Regions from separate parts of the Homo sapiens genome. Here region 1 is linked to region 2. Evidence: chromatin contacts called from ENCODE Hi-C or POLR2A ChIA-PET data. All regions are on one chromosome and are shown on one strand. The core of a region is the stretch at or near the end of the contact, and the rest is flanking DNA. Distances in the headings are between cores, read along the strand shown. Region 1 has its middle 60 kb from the start of PRL. Region 2 overlaps CASC15 (cancer susceptibility 15).

Region 1 (3,236 bases), core at 595-3,094, 170 kb after region 2:
AGGATAACTCAGGCAATAACTTGTAAGAGAACAACACTCTTATTTTTTTAAAAAAGATGAATGGTTTAATCAGATAGATGATCACAGAAAGGTTTAAGTTAAAAGCAGATCCTAATTGCAATCTCCTTATTATTTACATGGATGTTTATTCTACTTATCCATTTACCAGCTGGAATTCTTAGACTCGGCCCCAGTGGAAAGGGCAAACTCTGATTGGAATATGAACACATTTCATGGCTACAGTAATATTTTTTACTGTACAATGGAGATACTCAAGGTATTCATTAGTTAGCCACATTTCTATAAAAGCCTCAGAATTAACCTCACAATATTGCTACAATATTGCTACATGGAAAAAGCTTGAAAGGCAGCTTGATCTTTTGGGAGGGGACATAAGCAATCTGGAGTTAAGGCATCTATAATTTTTTTAAGTCCCATAGGGGATTCTAATATACTCCCAGTGGTGAGAAACACAAGTTTAGATTGGTAGAATAAAACAATGTCTTTCAATATTTTTTCCCAATAATTATTCTAGCTATATGGTAGGTTTTCTTGCTCTAAGTTGATGTATGATATTAAAAGCATATTTGAAAGAATAAATGATTTTGCATAGTGATATGGTTTGGCTCTGTGTCCCCACCCAAATATCATCTTGAATTTTACTACCATAATTCCCATGTGTTGTGAGAGGGACCTGGTGGGAGAAAATTGAATCATGGAGGCAGTTCCCCCATACTGTTCTCCTCATAGTGAATAAGTCTCATGAGATCTGATGGTTTGATATGGTGAAACCCGTTTTGCTTGGCTCTCATTCTCTTCTCTTGTCTGCCACCATGTGAGATGTGCCTTTCAACTTCCACCATGATTGTGAGGTCTCCCAAGGCACGTAACTGTAAGTCCAATAAACCTCTTTCTTTTGTAAATTGCCCAGTATCAGATATGTCTTTATCAGCAGCATGAAAATGGACTAATATGCATTGTTTTAAATTAAATTTGTATGAATAGCATGGCATTTGCTTGGCATAGAGTAGAAAACCACATAAAAGAATATAGCATGTTTTATGGGATATCAGCATATGGGGCATGCCAAGTTGAATTTCAGACCGGAGTTAAGTCAAGAGGAAGATGGCAGTGTAACTGTCTCAGACTGTTATATGCCAGAGACTACACTCCTGAGTTTCATAGTCAGTTGTTGCAGCACAACTGCTATGGTTTAAATGTCCCCTCCAAAACTCATGTTGGAATTTAATCCCCAATGTGGCAGTATTGAGAAGTGGAGTCCTTAAGAGATGATTGGGTCATGAGGGCAGGATTAATCCATTCATAGATTAATAAGCTAATGGATTAGTGGGTTATCATGGGAATGGGACTGGTGGCTTTGTAAGAGAGGAAGAGAAATCTGACCTAGCACACTCAGCCTCCTCATCATGTGATGCCCTGAATCAACTTGGGAATCTGCAGAGAGTCCCCACCAGCAAGAAGGCCCTCATCAAATGTAGTCCCTTAACCTTGGACTTCTCAGCCTCCATAATTTAAGAAATAAATTCCCTTTCTTTATAAATTACCTAGTTTCAAGTATTCTGTTATAAGCAACAGAAAACGGACTGAGATAACTACTTAAGAAACATCCTCATTAAATTGCATGAAGGGAGTTTGCAAGTGGTGGCTTGGAGCACTGCTAGCTGACAGGCACAGAAGTCATGCTTATTGTAACACAATTCTGCTGGGCAGGAAGGAGGACAACCCAAGCCATCTGCTGCACATCACGATGAGGGGAATGACCAAACGCTAGTTGAACAGATGAAATAACTGAGAGGCAGCCAAGCTGTCTGGTGGTACAAGACTGGTGAGTAACAAGAGCAAACAAATCTTCCTAGACATGGAATAGACAAGAAGAGGAGTGATGACTCACTGAAATAGAGGCTGTGGTTTGATTCTCCATACTTGGGAAAGATCAGGCTGTGCTAACCTGCTTTCAGATTCAGAGAGGTGCAGCAAACTTGCATGGGGTAGGGCTGAGAGTCCTGGTGAGGAGCGTACTGACATAAGGGACCTGAACACTTCCTGAAAAGTGGCACATTCCAAGGGACTGAGAGAATCCAGGATTTGGAAACATAGGGTTTTCTCTGCATTTGCCATTACCTGGTGATAATGACCCGAGGGTGGGTTTTCACATCAAGTCAGATGAGTGGTGTCTTTTGGAAAAAGAACAGCCAAGATCTGGAGGAGCTAGAGCTTCCAAAGAGGCACAAGGGGGAACGGTGCCAAGAGTGTGAGTCTGAGATTTCTCACACAGATTCTGGGGCCACCTATTTTCTTAACACCGTCTGTTTTGTTTATGTTCCTCTACTGCTTTCCACTGATGCTTCTTTCTTACAGAGGAAAAATGCAAAATCCTGTGTCAGTGTATTTTACTTAAATGATAAGTGATTCAGATGGGCTGTGTGATGTTACTCATTTCAATATTAATGGCATCAGAGTGATTCAATAGATAATATTTTCCTAACTTATCTGAAATAGTTATTTGGAATTGTTCGCACAGTTATTTTATCAAGATTTTCTATTTATGGCGTAAAACATAAGGCAAGTAAGATAAATCATTTCATATTGATGAGGAAAATAAGAAAAAGGCTCTGTAGTTTTATTTTCTTCCCTTGGACTTTAACACTTTCAATGAAAAGACCTCAAGGCATATGCTTCTTTGAGATAAAATACATTTTGCATCACTGTCTTTCCTCTCACATCATGGGTCTCTGCCTTCACCCTCTCAGATGGTGGCTCAGAGGCATGTCTTATCTCTTCCAAACATGCATCATGCCATGTTATATTTCTTAAATGAATGAAAACCTTGTTTAAACAGGGGAGCAATATAATGATCACCTCACCTGTTTAAATGACTGTATGAGTATGCTTTGGTCATCATCATTAAAAATGTGTTTACTTGGCAAGTTCTACTGCTTTATGAATTACTCTACAATAATTCTCCCATAATAGTTATTAGTCAATGAAAATGTAGTTTAGTGACTATTTCATGTATTTTAAAATTCAAGGCAACAGTTTAATAAAATGAAAAAGGAATGGGTTTTGGAGTTAGAGCTTAGTTCTGATTCTAGGTTTTCTATTTACTTCTTGTGTGACCTTGGGCAAGATATATGACCTCAGATATGAAGAACTCAGATGCCTCATTTATGAAATGAGAATAAAACCTACTTTGTTGGGTCACAATGAGAAAAAGG
Region 2 (3,199 bases), core at 662-3,161:
TTGCATTTGTGTTAAGGGGTAGGTGAGTGGTAAAATATTCTTTTGGTTTCTTTTAAATGTCTAGCAAGGAAACTCTTCCATGTATCTTTATGAATTTTTGTCTCAGAAAGCTTACTAGAGACTAAACACTCCTTCACTGTCCTATAGAGAACCAGAGATGTACTTAAAGAACATAGATGATGTCACGCATTCATTTTTTCTGTTTTTTTTTTTTCTTTCTTTTTGTTTTTGTTTTGAGACAGAGTCTTGCTCTGTCACCCAGGCTGGAGTGCAGTGGCACGATCTCAGCTCACCGCAACCTCTGCCTCCTGGGTTCAAGCGATTCTCCTGCCTCTGCCTCCCAAGTAGCTGGGACTACAGGTGTGTGACACCATGCCCAGCTAATTTTTGTATTTTTAGTAGAGACAAGGTTTTGCCAGGCTGGTCTCAAACTCCTGGCCTCAAGTGATCCGCCGGCCTTGGCCTCCCAGAGTGCTGGGATTATAGGCCTGAGCCACCACACCCAGCCTGTTGTTATCGTTGTTTTTAAAAGCAGAAAGAAATTTCCAGCTTAACCTGCCATATTAACCCTGGGGTGCTAAGAAGTGAGACCTATCAGAGACAATTGGCCCCATTGCTCTGTTATTTCTTTCGTCAAGGAGACATTGAGTTCCCTGCACTGGGTGCTAGGAATGTAAGTAAGAAGAAGATGGGATCTGTGTACCTTAGGAATCAAATGATAGTCTTTATGTGCTCTGGTACAGGTCTGTGTGTGTGTGTGTGTGTGTGTGTGTGTTTCTTTCAAGCCTTTGTGAGACTCCTATGGCAATTAGGAAGGCTCACAGATATTCTGATGGCCTTCCTTGGGCACACTCAGCACAGTTGTACTTTCTTGCCTCCTTTAAGTCTAGGCATGACTATGAAAGTGGCTTGCCATGAAATGTGGCAGAAGTCACATGTGTCACTTCCCAGATGAAGCTTTAAGAGTTGCCATGTGATTTGCTTCATCCCCTTCCCCTTACATTGGTTGAAGCACAGGCCACGAGAGAGCCTACACAGTCTGGTCATGTGATGAGGGGCTATGATGGAAAGACCTCCCGACCGAGGTTGAACATGTCATGTAAGCAAGAATTAAGCTTCAGTTACTACAAGTCATGGGGATTTAGGTAGAGGTGGTGTGTTCCTGCAGCATTATCCAGCCTGTCCTAAGTAATGCAGTCAGCATTCTTATCTCTTTAGAGTTATAGGAATTAAGGCCTCAATGTTGGGCTGTGGAGGGGATGTTCACAGTTGTGATGGTGGCAGCAGTGGTGGAAAATCTGTACATGTGGTAGTTATTGATGCACAAAAATTGGGCATCAGTTTTTAGAGGTGTGACCTACATTTCAGTATCGTTGTTAAATATCTGTAGGGAGATTACATCCCTTCTGACACTGTATGTCTAATTGTCAGTGAATATCTTTATATAATGAAACATAATTCTAAAGAAGGAAAAAACTCAAAGTATGTACACACACGCACATGCACACACACACACACACACACACGCACACACACACCCTCTAGTTTATTCTCCCAAGAATTATATGAGAGATTTTAATGTTGTTCTACTGGTTGAGTGCCAGGAAGAATTTCTTGGGTGGATATAATGCTTAATTTATATTTGGGGAATTTCCACTGCTAAATCAGTGCTTGTAAAGTTTAAAAAGAAAAGAGGGGGAGGGTTGGAGAAGGGGACCAAAAAAAAAAAAAGCCCAGGGATGTGGTTGACAATATTCCTTTTAATTTAAAGCCACCTGAAGGCTTCAGCTGAATAATAAAGTAATTCCCATATGGTTTCCGTTCTTTCAGTGTTAGAACCTCTGAAATGCAGTCTACTTTTAGCCTTGGCTTCTGCATGCCTCTTTGTCAGGCTGAAATGCTTCCCGTCTGCTTGCTCTGGTAGGAAATGGAACCAAAGCCGACTGCTCTGGGGGACGAGTTCCCAGGCTTTGCTTTCTATTTGGCAAACGTGGCTCATGTGATGGGAGGCACTTCTCCTCCAGGGCACTCTTGACTCTCTGACAGACAGGACCAGCTCTGAAGGTGGCTGCAAGTTTTCATTAATGCCAGAGCTCGCTATAGGCACTTTTCTCCCTCCCTTACAATTCTGTTTACAATAAACTTTCCCTCAAAGGAAAAACCCAGGATTCATATGAGTTTCGTTGTTTTCCCTGGAAAGAAGTTTTTGTAACCCTCAGACTCTTTAGAAGGGAAAACATCCAGTAAATCCTGAAATCTGACTGCAGAGTTATTTTTCATTATTTGTACTTTCATTAATTCAAATTCCACCAAAAAACTTTTCTCTTTTTCCTGCCCTGTGTAAGTTTACTTTCCCCCCTGTGTTCATATGAGTTCATGAAATACTTAGGAAGTATATGAAAAATGTTTCAGAAACACAGTTGTGTTATATGATGCTTACCCAAATCCTGCTGAAGTAAGTGAAAAGACATTCCCTCTCCCTACCCCTTCTTTTTCTCCCCTTCTCTCTCCTAACTTTCTGTGTTCAGAGTCAATGCAAAGGGCCTTCATTTTTAATGTTAATTTTAAAAATAACTAGTTTTCTTTTGAGGTAAACTTAGGGAAAGCATATGTGTTTGGAGATATATATCTCCATATATAAATATTTACATTTACATTTACATTTGGAGCTCAAGTTTTTCATTTTATTTTTCAAACATGTTGAATTAAACTAGCTAAGGACTGGAAACCCACCATGACTATTTGCTGTGGGTTGTATGATCACTATTCTGGCTTGAATTTTTGAACTTCTACAGCAACATCTTTAAAGTGCCATGAGATAACTTTGCTGTTGCTCAAAAAGAAGCTCTTTAGGAAGTCGGAAAACAGGAATTCTGGTGCTACTTTATGGTGATAATGTCACTAACTTTGTACCTTTTTGTCCATTTAAAAAATGAGATCAATGGTGCTGGCCTTTCCACTTTTCATGTAGTTGCAAAATCATTTCTTCATGCAAGGACAATCAAAATATATGAATAACGTGGCCTGAATATTTGGAAGAAAAGTCCTGCAAAAGTGTAGGCTGATGGAAGCAGAGGAAGAACATTTTATATTGAAGAACAAAGGAATTTCAAAAGAAATGGTGTTACCAGCTCTTTCAGTTGACCAGACAAGTACCAAGTGTTTGGGACTTGTTCCCATCCCAACAAAGCCAGCATTT

What was found. Hi-C counts contacts between places; a loop is a spot of excess contacts on that map. ChIA-PET counts read pairs that join two places held with the same protein, here RNA polymerase II (POLR2A).
Region 1: a map of chondrocyte shows a loop between it and region 2 (2.5-fold over the local background). The contact joins two enhancer-like sites. A Hi-C loop is called at or near these places in 1 of 168 maps with a recorded cell type or tissue (chondrocyte). POLR2A ChIA-PET finds 5 or more read pairs at or near these places in 2 of 52 experiments (H1 and activated CD4-positive, alpha-beta T cell).

What each region holds. Positions count from the first base shown.
Region 1 is chr6:22,234,972-22,238,207 of GRCh38, forward strand. No RefSeq gene overlaps it. Among named protein-coding and RNA genes, the nearest start is that of PRL, 60 kb to the right of the region's middle. Within about 2 kb of position 1,845, at least 3 of the 41 ENCODE cell types and tissues checked have a DNase peak (open chromatin) inside an H3K27ac peak, as active enhancers do.
Region 2 is chr6:22,069,885-22,073,083 of GRCh38, forward strand. All of the region lies in intron 8 of CASC15 (cancer susceptibility 15), which reads left to right. Among named protein-coding and RNA genes, the nearest start is that of NBAT1, 76 kb to the right of the region's middle. Within about 2 kb of position 1,912, at least 12 of the 41 ENCODE cell types and tissues checked have a DNase peak (open chromatin) inside an H3K27ac peak, as active enhancers do.